3 separate regions of the Mus musculus genome follow, and regions 2 and 3 are each linked to region 1. The links are chromatin loops, found by intact Hi-C in ENCODE. Cell type or tissue: heart. All regions are shown on one strand.

Region 1 (8,000 bases):
TGTACTTCAAGCTGAATGTGAACTCACTATGAGTCCCAGGCTGGCCTCAAACTACAGCAATCCTCCTGCCTCAGCCTACTGAGTGCTGGGATCGCAGGCATGCACACCGCCATGTATGGCGTCACTGTTGTTCTTGTGTGTGTGTGATAGGAACGCGTTTGTGTGCACACAGGTGTGCATGCATATGGACCACAGACGGCAGGCAGTCTCAGGATTAGGGTCTCACTGAACTCAGAGCACATCCATTTGGTCATTGCATGGCCAGTGAACTCGCCTGCCTCTATTCACACACCACTGGAGCTCCAGGCACGCACAGCCACACCCAGCTCTTACATGGGTGCTGGGGATCTGAACTCACAAACTCATGCCTCTACAGCAAGTACTTCATTGGCTTCACTGTATCCCAGTCCCTGTCACCAGATGCTTAGAGGGTGGCCGATAATCAGTTTGTTGCTATGGAAACAGCAGAGGGGTGCATTTTAAAATAATAAATAGGGTAGAATGTAGATGCTCCCACCAAAATGAAAAGATCAGACAAAATTATCTCAAAATTAGTGAACTCTGAGCACCAGAAACAATCCCCGTCCTGGAAATACCCCCACGGATAGTTTCTTAAGCTCTAATAATAAATAGATAATTGTCTTTGGACTTAGCATTTTCAAAGGTGTTCCCCAGACATTCCACAAGGTCCCTCAGGATCCGTCATTAGGCATTCCTTCATCCTTTTCTTCTCTTGGTTCCAGTCGTTTCCAGTCACTGTTAAAGCCATACTAGATAAACGTTTGGGACATGCCTGGGATGTCCCAGGACTGCCCATACCCACACCAGTGGGCCACTGCTGTGCCATCCAATACTTGCTTCCTCTAGGATATTGCTCTGACAGCTGCTGCTGGGAAGACAGTTCCATAGGATGTTGCTGGTATCCCAATGACAGTGTTACTAACCTGTGTTCCACTTTCCTATTTGCATGTATGTCTTGCTAGCCCAAATGTTCCTACAGGCAGTGAGTGAATCGTGTTTGCTCTGTATGCCTTCACGCAGGGCACGTGTTATAGGCCATACATTTCCCCTAAATGAGGTGGGTTTGGGGGCCACATAGTATGTTTCGCTCTAGAAAATACTCATTCCATGTATAAGCTGCTATTTCTCTCATAGTTGAGAATAGTTGAGAATATTAAACAGGCATTTTTTTTTCTTTTTCAGTAGCTCACTACTGCATCTGTTGGAAGCATATTTCTTCTGTTTCTGGGGACACTGGCTTCTTAGGCCTTTGAGCCCCTAGAGTCCTCCTATTCTGGTGGAATTATCTGATAATTCTTACTTACATGTTTGTGGCATAATATGTGATTGCTCTCAGGAGCATTTATGGTTTAGTAGTGCTTTCTGGGGAACACAACTGTTTAACTTGAAAGAACGAATTCATTTCCATAAGTGCATTGGCATCCACTGTGCAGCTTGGGTAATGGATATGTTTTAAGGAACCAGGGTGACACTTTGTTGACCCTAGAATCACACCAGGCATGCTGGCTGCCTGGTGTACATTTGCATATTTAGTACCTCCAACTGGGAAGGCATTCCTCTTAGCCTGCCTCTGTGAGGGCTCCTTAGTGGATGCATTTGTGCCCATTACACTGCCTGCTCGGCGCTAATCTGAAGGTCACAGTGCCAGGCGCATTTCAGTTCGCGTGTTATTCTGCCTCACCTCCTCGGATTTTCTCACTTCTTTGGAACTAGAAACACATAATCACAGAACACTTGAGCTAATTCCCCGAGAACTTGTTACAGATCGAGCGGGCTTCTCGGCTGCTGACTGGTGTGTAAGAGGATAGTCTTCTTGCTGAAAGTGAAATTCTAGAGGCCTCAGATGTCTGAACTCTTTCCAGGGTGGATTGCTCAAGAGGAAACAAACTGCACGGTCCTGTATAATTGCTTGTTATTTTGAAGACGGAAATGTTATGTGTATTTTTCTTCCCCAAGGGCCCTGTGGAGGACAGGATCCTGCTAGTGTTTTTAATAGATCTGTTTGATACTGCCAATACACAGAACTCACAAACAAGGGAGGCTCATGTCCATTTGGCTGAACAATGAAATACTGCAGAAGGACTCAATTCCTACTGACAGAAAAGTCACACGGGGAGTTTCAGACGAATGTATGAAAGAGACAGGTAGATCTAGGTTGTGTGTGTGTGTGTGTGTGTGTGTGTGTGTGTGTGTGTGTGTGTGTGTGTGTGTGTGGTGGTGGTGGTGGTAGGGGGAACATGCTCTTAACGTCTTAGTTATCCTAAAAGGCAAGGCTCGTAGACCAGGGCACACTTGGAGACTCAGGGCTTGGAGGTTTGCCTTTATCTATCTGTGTTAAAGTCTTCAACTGTGTTTAGCCTGGGTGATGGTGGATCAGGTATTTCTGTGCCATGTGCCTCAGTTTCCTGTAAATAGAGAGAGTGGCACATGCCTCTTTAGAGGATTTGTGATTATCAACCATATTGAAACATGCAAAGATTTCACGGCAATGGTTGGCACACCTGTGGACCTCACTCTTGTTATTTGTTGCTTCTGTAATGGGCTCTGCACAGTTGACTCAGAGAGAACAGTTGCTTAGGAAATAAAGGCACATGCTTGGGGGTCTGAGGAGATAGCTCAACTGGCAAAGCACTTGCAGAGATCTCAGTCTGATGCCAAGAGCCCGTGTTAAAACAAGCTTGTGTGTGCTTGTCATCCCAGCGCCGAGGGGCTAGGGGAGGATGGGTCCCTCAAACTCGTTGGCTGGTCAGTTCAGACTGCTTAATGAAAACCTACTTTTCCTTCACACAGACACAGAGACACAGACTGACAGGCAGACAGGTATGGACACATGTACATACCCCCCTCCCACACACACACATTCACACATACCCCTACACACACATACATCTTCCCCAAACAAAGAGGAAAATTTTCAGAGCTAAAAGCAATTTAAATTTTGGCGGTAAAGACTATCTGGGTTTTTCTTTCTCCATGAGAAATTATGTTATAAAGAGGAAAGCACGTGAGCACCCAGTGGTGTGCTGTCTTAAGTATCCTTTGGCCATGTGTGTTTGGCTGAAAGTCTTCGCCCTCGGAACCAGGCATTGCCTGTTTGAGGAATGCTGTCTGCTTTGAAAGCCAGCTCCGAGGAGTTCACTTGGTTTTGGCCGTTTGGGTTAGGTTCTATGTTGTCTAATCAGAACTGGATGGGGATGGTGCCGGTGTGCAACTCCCTTCCAAGAAAAACACTGGGTGTTTCAGGAAGTGGGCGAGTGAGTCAGCGGACTGCACTTTTCCTCTGAGTCAGTCTCGGACTTGCTGGAAACAGGCTTGACTTTCACCCAGAGTTCTGCTTTTCCGATCGAATGTTCCATCGGGGTTGACCTCGTACCACGCTGACAGAAGGCTTTGTTAGTGTGTGCGCTCACACGGAGTGTCTTAGTGAGTGTGCCCAGTGAGTATTTAAAAGAAAAATCTCAATTCAAACCTACATCCTTAAACTAGTTTCGCCTCCGTGACAGTTTTGCTTCAAGCAGGGTCATGGAGAGTGGTTCTTCACTGCAAGATTTAAAAACCCTAACTTCATGCTGTATGGTTACTGAATGGAAGAATGAGGTATGCCCCAAGGTATGGCTGAGGTGGTTGTATTGAAGACATGAAGGAGATCGGTCAGATGTCCTTACTATTGACTTCCTTAGGGAAATCTTTTAGAGAGAGATGGAGGCAGGTGGAGAGATGGTGCAGCGGTTGATAGCAGTTCCTTCACTTCAGGAAGACCTGAGTTTGATCCCCAGAACCTACACTGGGCAGCTCCTGAGCTCAGAGAGACATACCTGGCTCTGGTCTCCTAGCACTGTCGCAGGAAAGAACAGAGTCAGTTCTTTTCTAAGAGTAAACTGCTGTAATTTGAGTCCTGTAAGGTCTGCAAAGCCGGTCAGGTAGCTGTGGGGCTTTGTGGGTAGTTGTCTTAGTTAGGGTTTTACTGCTGTGAACAGACACCATGACCAAGGCAACTCTGATAAGGACAACATTTAATTGGGACTGACTTACAGGTTCAGAGGTTCAGTCTATTATCATTGAGGCAGGGACATGGCAGCATCCAGGCAGGCATGGTGCAGGAGGAACTGAGAGTTCTACATCTTTCATCTGAAGTCTACTAGCAGAAAACTGACTTCCAGACAGCTAAAATGAAGGTCTTAAAGCCCACACCCACAGTGACACACCTACTCCAACAAGGCTATACCTCGAAACAGTGCCATTCCCTGGGCCAAACACAAACAAACCATCACATGATGTGCCTACCCTTTTCATTTACACTAGTAGACTGATAATTTTTCTTTTCTTTTCTCTTCTCTTTTCTTTTTAGTTTTTTAATCTTAAGCACTTGGGCTTGGGTTAGCTGGAGGCGTTGGTTTTTCTTTCTGGCGCATAGTCATTGTAGGTCCTCCCCACACCCTCCCCCATTTCCTCCCAGTCAGGGACAGTGCTGGCTGCTGGCTTCTCTGAGGTTTGAACAGTTGCTTCTGAGATTAAGCACCATTCCTGTAATGTGTCCCCCATATCTTATAAAAATCTGAATGCTGGTTTATTTCCTAGAAAAATTTCCACTTTATCATCTTGGAATGGAATGGTTTGGCCCTTGGCAGAGCAAAGAGTTCTCAGCTAAGGACTTTGAGAATGGTACTGTGAGATTCTCATGTCTGCCTAGGAGTGAAAGTTTTTATAAAACAAAAGATAGAATCTCCAGCAGCTACACACTGTGTTATAGGCAAGCTTTGTGGAGACCCAAGAGAAGAATGCATCTTTCTATGTTTTCCCCTCACTCCAGAGATCAGTGGACATGCATGCGCACCTCCTACCTGATGTTTTACCCTGCTCTCTACTGGCAGATGATCTGTGCAGGTAAACTCCTGAGCAGCAAGCGAACAACTAGGTTAGCCTGTGGCTTTTGCTAGGTCTAAGGAAGTGTGAGGCTGCAGCGCACCCTTACAGAGAGGCCCCAGTGCCTCATTTGATCAGTGCTCAATGGGAGCCTGTGAGTGTATGTGACATATCCAAGAGCAGAGAAGGGAACTCGCTGAAAAACCAGGGATAGTGTTGGCTTCCTCACCCCACATTCTTCCTAACCCCATGGGTGTCCAAAATGCCCCCCCATGATGGACTGGCATATCCTCACATTTGGGGTTCTGCTGGGATTACACATATCACCAGACAGTGAGGAAAGCTGGAGAGGGAGAGGATATAATTGCAGGGGTGTGCTGGTTACTCTTGAGCCACGGTGACTGGGCTATCCCACTGAAACTACTTAAGGTGACTGGGCTATCCCAATGAAACTACTTAAGGAATGGAGGGTTTACTTTGTCTCAGAGTCTCAAAGGTTTTCTGTCCACACAGGGAACGCATGCAGGAACAATCGAGTGTAGGAGTCTGTGGCAGAGACTGTTGATATCAAGGAGGGCCAGAAGGCAGAGTGAAAGGCTAGAACCCGGAGAGATAACAGCTTTCAGATTCACACCCTTAGGCACCTACTCCTGCTTGCTAGGCTTCACCTCCTAGCAGCTCAACATTGTGCATATGCGCACATATATACACATGCACACACATATACACATGCACACGCATATACACATGCACACACACATGTACACATGCACACATACATACATACACACTCATATATACACATAATCACATGCACACACATATACACATGCACACACATGTACACATGCACACACACATACACATGCACACACATATACACATGTACACATGCACACACATGTACACATGCACACACATACATACATACACACTCATATATGCACATAATCATATGCACACACATATATACATGTACACACATATATATATATATACATATATACACATATACATACATACATACATATTGACACAGCACCATCAAAGTTTCGAGAAGTGTTAAAAATGTAATTTAGTCAAGTAACTCATAGAAATAATTTTCTTTTTTCATCTTTTTAAAAATTAGATATTTTCTTTATTTACATTTTAAATTTTGTCCCCTTTCCCCATTTCCCCTCTGAACACCCCCCCATCCCATCCCCCTTCCACCTGCTCACTAACCTACCCACTCCCACTTCCCTATCCTGGCATTTCTCTATACTGTGGCCCTTCACAAGACCAAGGGCCTCTCCTCTCATTGATGTCCCACAAGGCCATTCTCTGTTATATATATGGCTGGAACCATGGGTCCCTCCATGTACTCTTTGGTTGGTGGTTTAGTCCCTGGGAGCTCTGGGGGTACTGATTGTTTCATATTGTTGTTCCTCCTATGAAGCTGCAAACTCCTTCAGCTCCTTGGATCCTTTCTCTAGCTCCTTCATTGGAGACCCCGTGCTCAGTCCAATGGATGGCTGTGTGCATTCACCTCTGTATTTGTCAGGCACTGGCAGAGCCTCTCAGGAGACAGCTATATCAGGCTTCTGTCAGCAAGCACTTGTTGGCATCCACAATAGTGTCTGGGTTTGGTAACTGGATATGGGATTAATGGAAAACTCCAACACAAGGAGGAAAACTACACCTTAGAAATAGCAAGAAAATAATCTTCTTTTAACAAACCAAAAAGAAGATAGCCACATAAATATAATTCCAACTCTAACAATAAAAATAACAGGAAGCAGCAATCACTTTTCCTTAATATCTCTTAATATCAATGGACTCAATTCCCCAATAAAAAGGAAATGTTTTCAAAACAGCAGTTTGGGGAGCTATGGCTCTGTGGCTGTTTTACTTCATTAACTAGTATCATAAACGTTTTAGATACACGCATTGCCCAGAATCACTCATTTGTCCCCTTGCTTTGCAAGCACGCCACTGAAAAGCTGGGAGTAAACACCAAGGCTAGGTCACCAAGCCACCGTGCCCTTTCAGAACTCTTGCTCTTGTGAAATCCCAGGGTCCTCGTTCTTCATCTTGAACCACGCCTGCCTTCATCCAAATTCTCTTCCTAGCCATCCTCGGTGCCCCTCACCCCTGCTATGACGGAAGCTTACACAATCCAGGGCTCTAGATCGTCAGACCCTTTCCAAGCAGTCTGTGGAATCTTGTGTGTAATAAATGAACCCAGCCTCTTGTGATAGTCGTCTGTGTGGTGGACTGGTGGAGTTTATTCCACTGCAGTGTTTATTAGTAGCTCCAGGCGTGGGACTTGTCACTAGACGTGGGACTTGTCACTAGAAGCCTGATTTACCCTCTGAGTCTGGCAGAGATGTGCTTTTATTTAATGGGATTCCTGTGATCCTGGCAGATGATCATACAAGTGAAAGATCCTCTTCCTCCTCTTCCTCTTCCTCCTCCTCTTCCTCCACCTCTTCCTCCTCCTCTTCCTCCTCCTCTTCTTCCTCCTCTTCCTCCTCTGTGTTACTTTTGTTTGCAGCACAAGTAAAATTTAGTTCCCTTAGTGTATTGATTTCATAAGCCAATTTGGCTGAAAATCAGACAGTTTTCTTACTAAATGGTACCCAGTTCATGTAGCAGACGCTTGGAATTAATTTAGAAGGATTTTTGTTTAGAAAAGTTGACAACTTGTAATTCTTTTTAAAAATGACGCATTGCCTTTTAAATATTTATTTTGTTTTAATTATGAATGTGTATGTATGTGTCTTAAGTTGGTATGTAGCACATGTGTACAGGTGCCCACAGAGGTCAGAAGAGGGCATAGCATCTCCCGGAGTTGAAGTTACTGATGGTTATGAGCCACCATGTGGGTACTGGGATTAAGCCGAAGTCTTCTGCAAGAGTGGTCAGTGCTCTCTCCAGCCCTGACTTCTTATTCTTAGATTCCTCACTTTAACTAGAACGTTATGCATTTCTTCCCAAGTTCTTCATCTTTTGCCTTTTTCTCAGTAGCTTAGAGATGGGAATTATGGGTATGGAGAGAAAGAAGGACTTGCTTAGAGATACTTCCCATGTTCCCTCCTCCTGCTGGCCTAACATAGCCTGCTTACCCCAACATG
Region 2 (8,000 bases), 100 kb after region 1:
TTGGCTTGGTTATGGTGTCTGTTCACAGCAGTAAAACCCTAACTAAGGTATGTACTATGTGAAAATTCAGTGTTGCAGAAATGTGTGTGTGTATGTGTGTGTGTGTGTATGTGTGTGTGGTATGTGTGTGTGTATGTATGTGTGTGTATGTATGTGTGTGTGTGTATGTGTGTGTGTTTGTGTGTAGCACACAAGTGCACATGAACATGTACTTGAGCAGCTGTGCACGACTGAAGGCTGAGATAAAATCCCCCGGACATTAAAGCTGGTTTTCTCTGTGCCATGAAACAGGTTAATTTCATGTTTTTTCTCCTTTACCCCAACTGTTTTATTATCGGCGGTACAATTAACTGTTACCCCTGAATAAAGTGCAGCCAAGATGTCCACAGGATTTTAGACAGCCTTGTGCAAACAGCTTCACATAATAATAATAAGAATAAAAGCAAAGGCTTCGAGCCGCAGCTGGTTGGAACCTCAGCTCTGTGTTCTCAGTAAGCTCTGGAGAAAACACTGTCCCTTATGCTAGGATTACATCTCACTGCACTGTGCCAGCCATGGTGGTCCTCATACATCAACCACTAGTTCTGGGCTCATGAGAATGCTGGAAATAGACAGGGCTCTGGTCTGGACTCGTGCTCTGCAGATGCCCAGTGGCCAAACTTTGTGTCAAAACCAAAACCAAGCAGGGCACATCTTCATTGGTGTTGGCAACAGGTGAGTTGTCCACACTCCTGTGAATGATGGCACATTCGAGCTCTTTAAAGCACTGCAACTAGACTCACTGGGCCATGTGCACACAGGGAGACTCACTGGGCCGTGTGCACACTGGGAGACTCACTGGGTTGTGTGCACACAGGAAGAGGGAAAGCTGAAGGAAGACTGATGGGGAAGGAAGGAGTCCAACGGGACTGGGAAAGAGAGTAACGGGGGTAGGTAAATGTGTTCAAAATACATTATATACATGTCTACAGATGCAGGGCGAAGCTCAGTATTCTGTATATTCATCTAATTATTACATATAATTGGCATATGCTAATTAAAAACCCCAAAACTCCAAGCCAAACAAACAAAACCAAAACAACCCAATGAGGGCAGTGACAGGGCCACACAGAAAGGACAAATAAGCACAAGGCTATCTATAGTCACATCCGTGGGACCTGGAGAAAGCCACGCTGCCCACGGTGAGGACAGTCTGTTCAAAGCAGACCCTCAGCTGACCTCCAGAGAGGTGATTGAAGGAAAACCAAGCAAAATGTTTGCTAAGAATAGAGCACCGGAGCTCGGGAGCGGGAGGGGTCTGAGCCATCTGTAGGTGGCAGGCTATGGTTTCCAAGTATCTTTATGGATCCTGTCAGCTTAGGCCCTGCATTCCTTATGGCGACACATGGCACCTGTGAATCCCATTTTAGAGAGGAGAAGTGGAGGCTCTGAAGAGGTGACATGACTTGGGAAGTCCCAGAGCCGAGGCTCTCGCCTCCTCCCAGGCTCTGGCTCTCTGTTTTCATCCTTTCTCCGAAAGGATGGAGAAGCCCTGAAGTGTGGTTGATCGGTTGAGGAAGGGCAGCACCACATGGGCTGCCCATGCAGATCGCAACGATCCCGAGGCGAACCCTGAGGACAAGGCTACTTGAATTAGTCACTTTGGCTATTTCAAGGGATAGCAAGGTATGATGGAGTCCAGGAGGTAGGTATGTGGAGAATTATCAGCCAAAAATGAGGAGAAAGATGCTATTCAGCTCTGGGGTTAAGTAGATAAAGACCAGCTCTCCACTGGAAACTGATTTTGTCCTCTTGATTGTCATGTTTGATTGACAAGTGGTAGAAAAGAAAATCATTTCATTCTTTAGTCCTTACTTATTAACTAAGTAAATTAGCAGGCAGCGGGATTTGAATGTGAGTGGGTTGAAGGACAAACATGAGATAAAAGAACTTGTGTTGGAAAATTCAGGTTGGACCAGGGAGCACACAGAAACAAGGAAAAATAAAGCAAGTGAACAAGACGTTCTAGATACAACCGATAAAGCAGACATAAATAAACAACTGGGAAGGTGTCCATCCAGGACTCCCGAGGGAACTCAAGGGTAAAGCTGGGGAGTTGGGAAAGGGAGGAAGCTGAGAGACCCTTGGATTTCCCAGCAAGTTCCTGGAGGGAATAGTGGCCTTTCAAAAGACTGTTTTCATGGAGAAGTCAGCCAGAAATGTTGCTGTAAAGAAGGAAGCCGGACGATTAAAACTGGGGCCAAAAATATGGGAGAGACAAAGCAGAGCCCTGACCGTGCAGGAAGCCCCAGGGGCTGGTCTGCTCTCTGAGATTATCACTCTGAAGACAAACATCGAGGCTGCGGGGGAGCCAGAGGAGCCTTGTGCACAAAGTTTTCAGAAACGGACAAGGATTCTGTGGTTGTGAAAAATCAAAGGTAGCACCAGCCTACAGTCAACATCTTCAAAATTGTAAAGAGGTATCGATTAAGGGGACAAGTTGCATAATTCATCAAACAAGATGCTTAGAACAAGACGTGCTTTGAAGTGTGGGGATTTACACACACCACAAAACAGGTTCTCAGCCTTCCTCACGCTGGGACCCTTTAATACAATCCCTCATGTTGTGATGACTCCCAACCGTAAAATTATCTTTGTTGCTACTTCATAACTATAAGTTTGCTACTGTTATGAATTGTAATGCAAACATTGTGTTTTCTGATGGTCTTCGGCGAACCCTGCGAAAGGGTAGTTCAACAGCCAAAGGCGTAATGGACCCACAGGTTATGAACTGTTATCATGTAAGAATATGTTTTTTAAAGCGTCTATTACATATAAATGTAACGGAGATAGTTTTATTGCATATCAGAATATGTGTTTATGGAAGTAAACAACCAAAACTTCAGGCTGAAATCCAGCCCTCATTCCCTCCCATGACATCTCTCCCTTATCCCCACCAGCACCTCCCCCTTCCGACGTCACATGCTCTGTTTTGTTTTTGTTTGTTTTTGTTTGTTTTCCAGACCCACTGAGGATACTTAATGTTGTCTGTATGTGCATAGATGTGGAATATCTACAGGATTGTGGGTAGTTCCCTAAGCCTTGCATCCCTTTTCTAACTACCTGCTTCTCCCAAAAGGTCAACAGTTGTCCATAGCACCCTAATGCCCACCTCCCTGTATCCGTGCTGGGATTTTGTCCAGCTTGATCTCACTCAGGGTTTGAGCATGCTGTCACTACTGCTATAAGTTCTTATCTCAAGTGCTCTGCTGCGGGAAGAAAACAGTGCTGGCTTAGTGTGATCTGCTGCGCCTGCCTCTTGTGATCTTTCTGTCCCCTCTTTCGGGATGCTCCCCGAGCCTCTAGGGGAAAGGGTGTGGCTATATAACTCCCGTTTATGGCAGGTCACTCTGTAGTCTCTTATTTTCTGTAGTCTTACCAGTTGTGTGTCTCCATGCGAGTTGCCATCTATTGCAAAAAGAAGCTTCTCCTAATGGGAAAACATCCTGCCTGGGTATGCGTCCTAACTGTCATTCAGACGTTTGCTAATGAGTCACTACCTCCAAACTACCGTGCCCTGGGAGCAGCTTGGCAATGAATATGTTTGAATGGTTCTGCCAAGCCTTGCTAAGATGCAGCTGTGGTGATGGGAGTGAGCTGGGGGTAGGAAACCAAAGAGTAAGAAGTCGGTGTTGGAGAGACTCTGCCATTACCCTCCAGGCTATTTGAGTTATACTGACATCTAGTGGTTCTTGAACGAAGCTGCAGGAGGAAGAACAACACGTTAAAGCAGAGAGAAGTCAGGCCTGGCGTTGTTCTAGTCCAGAAGATTCCGCCCCCCACATTCTTCTCCAGGAAAAGCTCTATTGTGCCCTTGAGGCCAGGGAGTACCTAATAGCCCAGTGGTCTGGATTATAGAAAAGCCAGTGTACTCGGGTTTTGGCAGTCACACCGGTGTACTCTGGCTGTTGCTGCGGGGCAGCACAAGGCTGCCTGGAGCTGTCCTTCCAGGCTGAGCACATTCTAAAGCCTCACGGGAAAGAAGGACTTGGGAGACGAGGAGGCAAAGGGGACACTGGTTAATAAGACTGGGGGAATTCTGGGATACACCGCCTGTTCATTTAAGGCATTGGTTCTCAACCTTCCCAATGCTGTGACCCTGTAATACATTCCTCATGTTGTGGTGACCCCCAATCATAATAATTAGTTCATTGCTACTTCATAACTGTAATTTTGCTGCTGTTATGACATGTAATAGAAATATCTGATGTGCCTGACATCTAATCTATAACCCCCAGATGGGCTGCAACCTAGAGATTGAGAACCAGTGATTTAAGTAATAGGGCAGGGGAGGTGGATTGGGGGCTGGCAATCCTGAAAGCCTAGAGAGAGATCACAAATCCAACAACCAAGGGTTATTATCAGAAGTGAGTGAAGACAGAGTCACATGGAGGAACAAGCCCAGTGACAAACTTACTGACCAGTCTGTCATCTCAAGTAGAAATCAAACCACATCTGTCCTACAGTCTTCCTTACCCAGGCTGACTGCTACCTTCAGCGAGCGCCATACTGCTCAAAAGGGGTTGATTCTATTTCAGACACGCCCACGTGCTCCATATTCCTAGAAGGCAGATGAAGCCAGGCAAGTAGTGTGACTATTTACACCACGGCCTTTTGAGAGCTTGCTACCTATTCATTTGGAATGGGGTAGTTTCAAATATGCACAGCAAGAAACTGGGAAAGACAGGTGTAAAGACACTGAGACAGCCCGATTAAAACCAAACGTTGGGTAATAGGATGCTTTCCATCAAGAGCAAACTTAAGCGCACACGTCGATGCTGTTCCTACCTCTGTCTGTACCATTGACATTCGGTATGAGCGCATCTCTGATACCAGCCCTAAGATGTCCACAAATTCATGATCTCGAATGTGTTGCAGGAGCCTGTCCAGGGCAATGAAGGTTCCTGTCCGTCCCACACCCGCACTGCAAAAGAAGGTTCAGATAACACGTAAGTCTCACAGGGCTTCTGCACTGCTGGAAACCAACTGGAGATCTCTAAAGCAGACAGACAGCAATGAAAGGGGGAACCTGTTCTCCCACAGTGCCTTGCACTTAGCTGGGTCCTGAGGATGCTGAGGTGGCTGGTGCTGCTTAGAGGCCACATTTTTTACCATCACATCATTCGCTATAGAGGTAAGGCTTTGCACCATTTCTGCCCTGAGCTCTCTGTTTTTGGAGGAAAGTGAAGACGGTACACTGAGCAGCCCAAGGAGGAGATGGTTCACGCTCCCCTTTAGGCAAGGATGCATATTAACAGCCTTCTGTCTCAGGGGTAGACAGACAGACAGACAGACAGACAGACAGACAGACAGACAGACACACACACACACACACACACGTCATTCCTGGAACCCAGCTCAACCCAGCTCCAAGGTTTAGTTGACAACCCCACTGCCTAACTCCAACTCTGGAGCCTTGAACATTTATTTGCACACAGTCACCTCACCCTCTCAGACAGCCATGGAGAGGCTCTACTCCTCTAGTAGAACCACGTGTCTCTACTGACCCAGCCATGAATGTGCACGAATCTCCCAGCGATCTTTTAAATGACTACCTTGAGGGCGAACTCTTCTTATCCAGTGCCTGAGCCCCAGAGTTAAGGGTGTGGACAGATATGGACTGGTATTGCCAACTCCCTAAAGTTTCCTGTTCTCCGTGTTAAAGTCAGTTCTGCCCTTCTGCCAATCATCCGCAGAGCCAAAGGGCTTCGAACTTTAAATTACACTGACATTTTGGATAAAGAGACAGTTGAGCCAATTTAGATGTGGAATTTGCTAGAAGAAGAAGAAGAAGAAGAAAAAAAAAATCCCAAACTAAAAGCCTTTGAGTTCAGAACCCAATTTGCTTTTTCTATTAGATAACTCTTCTCTCCTGGGGCTTCTCAGATAAAATGGTCTGCCACCAAGTGGGCCCTTGTAAAGTCACATCCCGCAGGGCCCCTGCTGCCAGCTGAGAAAGGACTGTGTGAGCTTGACCCCACAGGTGCAAGCAGCTTTATTTTCAGAGGGCTGTTTTGAGAATAATCTCATTTCCAACAACATGCTTTGAAACCGCAGGAGTCTCATGTGGGCGGATGAGGAGGACCCGCTCTGCTCCTTCAACAGCAACTTAGCAGCTCACAAGCATGGCTGGTCCTCAGTGTGCGCACACACAGGGTACACACATGCAGTGTGAACACATACGTGTGCACACAACACACCTGTACATTCACACACATTATGTGTACACACATACATACATGCACGTATATAATGCACACATATTTATATTGCTCACCAGAACACACACACACACACACACACACACACACACACACACACAAAACCACAGGATCAACATTTTAGCTCACCAAGACAAGGTGCTAGCTCCCATATTTGAAAGGTACTTGCTCAGGATGGGATAGTTGCGGATGTGTTCCCTAACATCCGTCCCTCCATGTCTACCTCTGATTCGCATCCAAAAGTTTTGAGCCTATATAACCATTTTCTCACATCTTGTCACTGGGTGCATTTTGTGATCATTTGTGGGAGGGCAAAGAAACACTCACTTCAGAGGAAACACTCACTTCCCAGAAGGAGTTCATATGAATTATGGCTTAAAATGTTATAAGCCATTTGTCCTGTTTGACTTTAGGTTCTGAATTCCCAGAAGAGTTTTTTGAAGAGCAACCACATTTATCTAATACACCAAATACTTTTATATTTTCTTACCTTCTGCCTTCTCTTAAGTCCGTTTGGACTGTTTTGAGCATGAGAAGCTTTGCAGAATTGACCTTGTATTTATCATGCAGTATCTACTCTGGATTTCAGTGGTGATGTCACATGGTACCTGACTGTACTGGCTAGTTTTGTGTCAAGTTGACACAGCTGGAGTTATCACAGAGAAAGGAGCTTCAGTTGGGGAAATGCCTCCATGATATCCAGCTATGGGGCATTTTCTCAATTAGTGATCAAGGGGGGAGGTCCCCTTGTGGGTGGGACCATCTCTGGGCTGGGAGTCTTGGGTTCTATAAGAGAGCAGGCTGAGCAAGCCAGGGGAAGCAAGCCAGTAAAGAACATCCCTCCATGGCCTCTGCATCAGCTCCTGCTTCCTGACCTGCTTGAGTTCCAGTCCTGACTTCCTTGGTGATGAACAGCACTATGGAAGTGTAAGCTGAATAAACCCTTTCCTCCCCATCTTGCTTCTTGGTCATGATGTTTGTGCAGGAATAGAAACCCTGACTAAGACAAATTGGTACCAGCAGAGTGGGGTATCCTGTGACAACCTGGCCATGTTTTGGGGAGGACTGTGGAAGGACTTTGGAACTTTGGGCTAGAAGATCCATTCGGTGTTAAGAGCTCTGTCAGATGTTGTGTAGGAGCTTGGAAGATAATGTTGAGAACAGTGCAGAAGATGGAGGCCTGGCTTGTGAAATTTCAGAGGGAAAATTAAAGACTCACTTCAGGGCCATTGCTATTTTGGATTGTGAAGATTCTGTGGTTCTGGTTAGCTGGGGCTGAAGAATCAGCTGTGATTAACAAGATACCAGAACTACTAAAGCAAAAACTTTGCATTACTGGGACTATTGATGCTGGTTAGCTGGAGCTAAGAAATTAGCGGTGATTAAGAAGAGACCAGCATCATTGAGGTGACATCTTCTGGGAAGTGTTTTCTGAAAGCACAGTGGCTGTGTTCCAGAGATAGCCAAGGTTGTACCTTGTGCTGTGGCTGGACTTGGTAATGTGTAAGAGTCACCCAGGTGGTATTGGTTTTGAAGGCAGGAAGGGGTCACACAGAGCAGCTGAGGCTCAGCACTGTGAGAGGCCATGGAAGGCCATTGATGAAGATGCAGCCTCAGTTGCAATTGACGACCCAGGACTGAAGGGGTCATGCAGTGTTTTGGAGATGCCAGTACCATGAGATGACCACCAAGAGCAGCAGCAGTGGAGTACAGGCATCTGGAGCCTAGGACGACATGTGT
Region 3 (8,000 bases), 150 kb before region 1:
CTACTCTTTCACTCTCACAGTGGTTGGTGAGGGCTGAATGGTATGTCATTCAGCATACCAAAAGGAGAAAGGAAGGAAGGAAGGAAAGAAGGGAGGGAGGGAGGGAGGGAGGGAGGGAGGGAGGGAGGGAGGGAGGGAGGGAGGGAGAGAGAGAGAGAGATGGAGAGAGAAAGAAAGAAAGGAAGGAAGGAAGGAAGGAAGGAAGGAAGAAAGAAAGAAAGAAAGAAAGAAAGAAAGAAAGAAAGAAAGAAAGAAAGAAAGAAAGGGAAAGAAAAGAAAGGAAAGGAAAGGAAGAGGAGAGAAGAGAAAGGAAAGGAAAAGAAAAGAAAAAAGAGAAGAAAAGAGAAGAGAAGAGAAGAGAAGAGAAGAGAAGAGAAGAGAAGAGAAGAGAAGAGAAGGGTGGCTTTTGTAACCTGAGACTTTGCATTGCACCCTGGGTCACTACCTCAATGTCATATGTTTATTGGAGGGTAAATATAATCACCCACTAGAATTTCTTATAACCAGTCCAACGTTTCAACCTAAAATTAGTAATGAGGAACATGTTCACTTTAATATATACTATAAGCTATAACCTACTAGAATTATTTTCTAATTTATGATCAAGTTCTACTATTTAACAGGGCTTGAAAACTACGATTTACATCGAACATTGGCTCTGATTGTACAGAATGGCAGAGGCAGCACTGACCCTTTTTAGACTGCTCCTGTGTTAACCTGGGTGCGGGGAGAAGTGGTCACCGAGACAGCAGCAAGCAATTGTGTGGGTGGTGTGGAATCACTGTGTTCTAAAAGATGGGGGAGGGTCCAGAAGCAGGGAAAACTATGACCCAAGTCTGATCTCTGGTAGAGGAGGAGGTAGAGAAGGAAGGTTGCTTGGAAACCTTTCAGACTGTAGAACCCTCCATGGGAGGTTCAGCAGGGACAGGGGAGCATCAAGGAGCCAAAGCTGAGCAAGAAAGCACTTTGCAGCAGCAGCCAGCCACGACAGCTGGTCGTTGGCAAGAAGCTGGAGGGTGCATTACCTGTAGTGTGCATTGCCTATAAGGTGTGTAGCCTGTAGTGTGCATAGCCTGTAGTGTGCATTGCCTGTAGTGTGCATTGTCTGTAGTGTGCATTGCCTATAAGGTGTGTAGCCTGTAGTGTGCATTGCCTATAAGGTGTGTAGCCTGTAGTGTGCATTGCCTGTAGTGTGCATTGTCTGTAGTGTGCATAGCCTGTAGTGTGCATTGCCTATAAGGTGTGTAGCCTGTAGTGTGCATGATGTGAGTTTGTACCTCATGTCACTGCTCCAGACTTTCCATTCATAACTTGCCTTGGACTTCAAAGTGTGCTGGGCACATTCCAATGGCTGCTACAGCCACATCATCAATGCCTCCCAGCCTGCCACTTTCTGATGTCTGCTCCTGAGCTTAGAGTCCGGTATGAGCACCTGCTCACCCCTCAGCTGGGAGTCACTCCTGAGAGGACGGTCTCCTCCTGGCCATTCTCCCAATACAAGCCCTCAGTTTCCTTCTTCCCCATTGCCTTCCAGAGCCAATAACTAACAAATTCTATTGATCAGCCACTCTCTTTCCTGCTGCTCTTCCATGGGATTTCAGGGTTACCGCTCTGGTTTGCACCCCCACACCTCTACGGCACATCCACACTGCTGGCCTCTCCACAGACATGCCCCTGCATCCCTACCTCTCTAATCCACTTAAAACGTTATTGCCAAGTTCATCTGTCTGGAAGGGTGGTTCTGGTTATATTATTTCTGTTCTTTAAAAAAATCCTTCAGTAGTTCTTTTTTTTTTATTTATTTAAACGAAATAAACTCTCATACTGTTCTATAGTCAAGGACCTTCATGGCCTGATGCTAAGGAAGCTTTTCAATTTTACCTCTCAAGATTCTTTTTAGACACATCGTAGCCCCCTGAGTTAAAGCAGCTACACAATTATGCTCGGAACTTCCATACCTTTATGAAATTGCCTCAGGATTTGCCTACTTTTAAAGCCTTCAGGTAATGCTGTTTAACCCAGCCACCCAAGACTCAAGTGTTACTTGGGAGCTTTCCCCAAATCTCTTAGCTGGAAATTTTCTATTAGAGGATATTTGCTAGTCTATAAGATACTGTTTTTAATGACATTTTTGTTATGGAAGCAGGGAGCACACATTTTCAAACATAGTGAAATTGGCTTTGTGTGGAGAGAAACTGTTGAGTCATGTAAAACCCAAGCACTGTAACCAGCAGGAAGACATAAACTTTGCATATGCAAAGCTTTGAAACCTTAGGCATGAAAAAGGATAAAATCGTAATTAGGGGAAGGAGGGATGGTGTTCTGTTGTCACCTAATGTTTGTTGTGACTCTTCCTGAGGAGACATGATCATCGAATGTCTCTTTGCCTCCGATAGGCATGGAAAACAGATCAAAGTAGCAATTCCATCTGAGTCCAGCTCTACAAACCAGTGAGCTTTCAGGCTTGCAAGGGTGTAGGGGAGGAGTTACGGGAGCACGGGTGAACCTCGAGTAGCAGCATCAGCAGCAGGTCTCATCTCAGCATTAGGATAACCTCACAGGAGCATCACGGGTGCCCCTTTCAGTAAAGTTTCCATCTCGTATATCCCCTCGCACTTCTGCCCCAAGCGGAAGTCATATGCAGCATCAGTGGTTGGGTTTGGAGGGAGCTCCTGAGACTCAGATCTGATCGCTCTCCTCTACTCAGTCTACAAGGGAAGGTTAAATCAGCTGGTCTGAGGAGAGTCCTCTGACAATAAGCCGATCTGCTGTTCTGAGCAGCATACCGAAATTCTGATCTGTAGCAGATATAGCAATCCTGCATAGTCACTAGGGACCGGAGATTGGGTAACACAGTAAAGCAAATGCTACTGTAGTGTCCCACAAAGGGCTTTAGATGCTAAGCCATGGTATAAACTATCTTGGCTGAGTTATTACAGAGAGCCAAAGTATACAGAGGAGCCATATTTTGTTAAGAACAAGCCTCTGGATGTGGTGCGGCATAGATGTTATCTCAGAACTTGGGAGACTGAGACGGGAAGAGCGAAAGTTCAAAGCCAGCTGATGATATGGTGACTCTGAGTCCAGCTTGGGTTACATAGTGAGACTACACCAAACAAACAAATATGTGCACGCACAAAGGACAAATTGTAAATCACAATAAATAGGTGGACAAAATTTAACTTTTACATGATGCTAATAGTTGCTGAAGAGTATGTCTGGCAAAAATCATTACGTAAACACATATATTATAAAGCTTACATATGATATATAGTCTGCCATATATAACTGTTCATATTAGCGATACAGTTAAGAATAAGGGTTCAAAAATAAACTAAACAACTTTGTGATATTCATATACTACATACATTTAAAATATTTTTGTTTTTATTTATGTATTTCCTAAGAAGAATAAGGACTAGAGATGTAGCTCATTAGGTAGAATGCTAGCTTAGCATTCATGGAATCCCAGGTTCCATCCCCAGCATTGTGTAAACTTGGGATGATGGCACCATCTGCCGTCTCAGTACACAGAGAGAAACAGGAAGGTCAGAAGTTCGAGGGCATCCTTGGCTACATAGTGAGTCTGAATTAGCTTGGGCTACAAGATAGCCTGTTTCAAAAGAAACAAGAAAAGAGGGAGTCAGGGAGATGGCTCAGCCCATGAAAGGTCTACTGCAAAACAACCTGGCTGTGAATTCTGCAGGCCAAGCACTGGTAGGGTAGACTGGCAGACCTCAGAGTCTGACGGCCAGCGGCATATCCGAATGGTATGCACTGGGGTCAATGAAAGACCCTGAATCCAAAAGTACAGTGGAAGATCAAGTAGATGACACAATGCAGATAAAGGTGTTTGCTGCCAAGCCCGATGGACCAAGTTCCATCCCCAAGACCTACATGGTAGAAAGAAAACGTGAATTCTCACAAGCCCCACTGGGTGGCATCTCCAGGGTAAGCATGGGAGCTGCTGTGGCTTCCTAGTAATCTACAAATGGGTGCGTGAGAGAAATAGGGTGGCTAGAACAGGCGATTGAGGTTGGTTGGACGGAGGGAGAAATGGCAGTGTGGGCTGAGCAAAGAGCGTATGGGAAAGCCATCACAGGGGGAGAAGAGCCTCCTGTAGACAGAAGAACACTGGGACACGAGCCGAGCAGGGTCTGCACGTATTAGAACGCTTCGCCTGTCATGCTGAAGAGCTTGGGATTTAATTTTAAGCTGTGGGAAACCACTCGAGGGAATAGAAAGATAAGGCTTGTATTTTAGACCATCATGCTGCAAGGAGGTGATTGGCTGGAGTGTGGAAGGAGATGTCTTGATGTGGGGGCAGGGAGAACAACGAGGAAGCTGTCCAGTTCAGTGTAACGGACAGGACCCCATTAGTGTTTGTCCGAAAGCCAAAGCAACAACAGGGAGGAAGGAGAGCGGGAGGGTGGTGAGGATCTGGTAAGTATCAGGAAACCGGAAGCCATGGGAGCCAGTGACTGACTTACCCGGTCGCAGGAAGGGCAGGCAGCGTAGGCACACTCTCACAGGCTCGCGCGCAGTTCCACACCGACAACCCCAGCACTCAGTAGCCGCAGCAAGCCGAGGAGTTCATGGCCTCGCTGAGCTACATAGAAAGCCAGAGCCCAGCCTTTCATTAAACAAGCTAACAAAACCAAATATGAGTTATGATAAACTAATAGCCAACACTAATCACTTGCTGGCCCCAAAATCTATTGCATAAAGCACATTTTCCTCCAAGAAGATAATAAGTAATTTTCATAGGACTCAAAATTCCAGAACACACTGCCTTACTCTACCTCTCATCAGCACACACTTACATAGATGGAGCAAGTCTCTTTATTCACTGTTAAAACCTATTTCTAATGGGGGAGGGGAGGGAGAACCCTCCTTCCTACACAAGGTATCCCCTGAGTCACCCAGAACTCCTCATCAGTTTCAATCAGGGGATCCTGGATCTTTTATTACTTTCAAAGTTACTTTTTAAAAGATTTTTTTTTAATGTACGTGTGTGTGTGTGTGTGTGTGTGTGTGTGTGTGTGTGTGTGTGCCTCATGTGTGCAGGCTGCATTGGATCCCCAGGAGCTGGATTAATAGGCAGTTGTGAGTCTTATGACTTAGAGGCTGGGGTCTGGAACTGGGTCATCTGGAAGAGTAGCCAGCCCGCTTAACCCCTGAGCCATCTTTCTGTAATTAACCGCAGTGTACTCGTCTCAGTCCTGATACCTGGGGTTGAGGACCCTGGGGATAGCAACATAGAGAACAGGCATGCATATGAGAGGGTTGGCGTGTCTGGTCATTAGCTCCACCCCTCCAAAGCATAAGGACACAAGTTTCACCCTTAGACCCCACGTAAAAAAGCGCAGATTTGTAATCCCACCTGGGGAGGTGGAGACAGGGAGATCGCTGGGCTCACAGGTCAAGCAAGAGATCCTGGCTCAGGAAAACAAGGTGGACAGAACTGAGAGAAACACCTGAGTGTCACCTCAGGTCTCCACACCCATCCATCACTGCCCCCTACATCGTCCCCCCTCCCCCAAACCATGCTGGTGTTGGCCTTGCTTTCCCTGAAATAATGGGGCTCCACCTCTGAGGTCAAACATCTCAGATAAAGATCTCGGGATCGTTAAAGAAGCAAGTCAGACACCCTAGAGAACCAGAGAAGTCACGCACCATGTACGCACAATGTAGTCACCCCAAACCCTGGAGCTGATGCTGGAATGATCTGTGGAAAAGGCCAAAATTTAAGTGTTTGGCCTCTCTCTGCAGAGATCCTCTTGACACATCCAATGACAAACAATCCAGGGCTGCCAAGGTTTCTGAGTCAGTCAGGAAGCAATTGTTGAAACCTTTCCCAGGGTCTCAGTATCTTTGAGTGTCAGTATGTGAAAGGACAGGAAGTTGGAGAAAGGGCAAGACTGTGGAATAGTATTCATGAAATACTGAATTTTTTTGTCACCTAAAAACCAAGACAGTAACTTCAATTTATTTCGCCCCTAAGACATACCTAGTGCTACTGATTTTTTAAAAAAAATTATTATAAATTCTTATAAATAACCAAAGAGAGTTTGCGACGTATGTTGATGATTATTGCTGAGTGTTGAGTGTTTCCCTCTCCTTCTGGATGGTGACCACTTTCACTTCCATAAGTTTGACAATGGGGTAGGAAAGTTTGTATTTCACCAACCAGTAGGAAGCAGAGCCCAGAAGTGTTTAACTGTACCTGCTGGGCACTTTGGCGTTGGTTTATTTAATTAACTCAACTTATATCCATTAAGATTTATGAGATACACCTTCATTTTTCCTTGCTGTGCTACAAGAAACTTTTTTAAAATTTATTCACTTTATATCCCACTCACTGTTCCTTCTCCTGGTCAGCCCCTCCCACAATCCTTCCATACTCACCTTCCCTTCTCCTCTGAGAGAGTGGAGGTCCCCTACTTGGTACCTTGCCCTCTGCCCCCTGCCTCCGCCTCTAGCACATCAAGTCTCTGCCAGTGTTCGGTGCATTCTCTCCCACTGAGGCCAGACAAGGCACTCCAGCTAGAAGAACATATCCCACATACAGGAAACAGCTCTTGAGATAGCCCCGCTCCAGCTGTTCAGGACCCACATGAAGACCAAGCTGCACATCTGCTACATGTGGGCAGGGTTAGGCTAGCCCATGTATGCCCTTTGGTAAGTGGTTCTGTCTCAGAGAGCAACAAGAAACTTACCACAAACTTTGCAAGCTAAAACAATATGTATTAGTTCATTCCTCTGTAATGTAAAATAAACCCCTGTGCCCAGCAGTGATGCCTAGGGACCCACGTAGCTAAAATCAAGGGCATTGCCACAGGTCTTTTCCTGAGCAGAATCTGGTGACTATGGTTGGAGAGATGAGGCCTGACAGCTAGCATGATAGCGTATCATGTAAAGACACTTGTCACCTTAGCTTACAACCTGAGCCCGATTCCTGTGATCCACATGGCAGAAGACGGAAAGATTGGTTCTTGAATCTGAGGTCAGAAAAGCCTGAGATAGTTGAGGGGTGTGGCGTGGCATAGCATGGCATGGCGTGGTGTGGTGGTGACTAGGTCAGCTTTCCCTTGCTGGCATTTAGCAGAGCATTGACATCCATCCTGGACTCATAGAACTTCCCACGCTTTTGGTTTTGGTGGTGGTGGTCACACAGCCTCCTCTCTTCCAGCCAGCAACAGTGACTCTCACTTGTGTCCAGTGTCTCTCAGTCAAGGTCAGCCTCTTTGTAAAGATTCATCTAATTGGACAAACCAACTAGAATGCTCTCAGCATCTCAGTGCTGACCTCTTTGAGATCGTATTTACATCTACAAAAGGACTTCTTAGTGGTGCCTGGATTTGCACCTGATGGGATAACCGAGAGAAGATGGTGTGGAACCAGAGGGTGGGACTGTTGGGGAGCATCCTACATCATCTCTGCCAGAGGTCCATTGGGATCCCCAGTAACCGGGGGGGGGGGGGCTGTGTTCTGATAGAGATTGAGGAAGAATTGCTTCTAAGCTCACACAGTATATTAGCAGAATCTGTCTTTCTGGCCATTGAATTGAAGGTGTTCTGCTGCTGCTGCTGCTGCTGCTGCTGCTGCTGCTGGCTAGTGGAAGGAAAACTCTCTCACCTGTCCCTGTTCACAATGGAGTCACAATGCTTGACTGTCAAGACCAGTGAATGAGAGAATCCCCCAAATCCAGTGTCTGCTAAGACTAGATCTTTTGGTTTTTGATTTTGTTTTGTTTTGTTTTGTTTTGTTTTGTTTTGTTTTGTTTTGTTTTGTTTTGTTTTGTTTTGCTTTGCTTTGCTTTGCTTTGCTTTGCTTTGTTTTGTTTGAGACAGGGTTTCTCTGTGTAGCCCTGGCTGTCCTGGAACTCACTTTGTAGACCAGGCTGGCTTCGAACTCAGAAATCCGCCTGCCTCTGCCTCCCAAGTGCTGGGATTAAAGGCGTGCGCCACCACACCCGGTTTAAGACTAGATCTTATCTG

The links. Hi-C counts contacts between places; a loop is a spot of excess contacts. Peaks named below come from ENCODE experiments on the same cell type or tissue, not always from the same donor. Only the 100,000 strongest peaks of a DNase experiment are listed, where the experiment ranks them.
Region 2: it touches region 1 in a loop (4-fold over the local background); 8 of 42 quality-filtered maps call a loop at or near these places.
Region 3: it touches region 1 in a loop (2.6-fold over the local background); 3 of 42 quality-filtered maps call a loop at or near these places.

What each region holds. Positions count from the first base shown.
Region 1 is chr6:137,554,337-137,562,336 of GRCm38, reverse strand. The region is part of intron 2 of Eps8 (epidermal growth factor receptor pathway substrate 8); the gene reads left to right. Among named protein-coding and RNA genes, the nearest start is that of Eps8, 91 kb to the left of the region's middle. In heart, no CTCF peak of the experiment used is centred here; DNase peaks (open chromatin) are centred at 1,896, 3,276 and 4,456; H3K27ac peaks cover 1,519 bases.
Region 2 is chr6:137,451,548-137,459,547 of GRCm38, reverse strand. Ptpro (protein tyrosine phosphatase, receptor type, O) reads right to left here. Exons shown (of 27, transcript NM_011216.3): 25 at 4,828-4,963. Among named protein-coding and RNA genes, the nearest start is that of Gm52924, 180 kb to the right of the region's middle. In heart, a CTCF peak has its summit at 3,725 (motif pointing left); DNase peaks (open chromatin) are centred at 2,177 and 3,677; H3K4me3 peaks cover 531 bases; H3K27ac peaks cover 2,364 bases.
Region 3 is chr6:137,700,908-137,708,907 of GRCm38, reverse strand. It overlaps Gm38915 (a long non-coding RNA gene), which reads right to left and starts at 5,763. Exons shown (of 4, transcript XR_869522.1): 1 at 5,677-5,763; 2 at 4,491-4,609. In heart, no CTCF peak of the experiment used is centred here; DNase peaks (open chromatin) are centred at 4,387, 5,277 and 5,797; H3K4me3 peaks cover 612 bases; H3K27ac peaks cover 2,171 bases.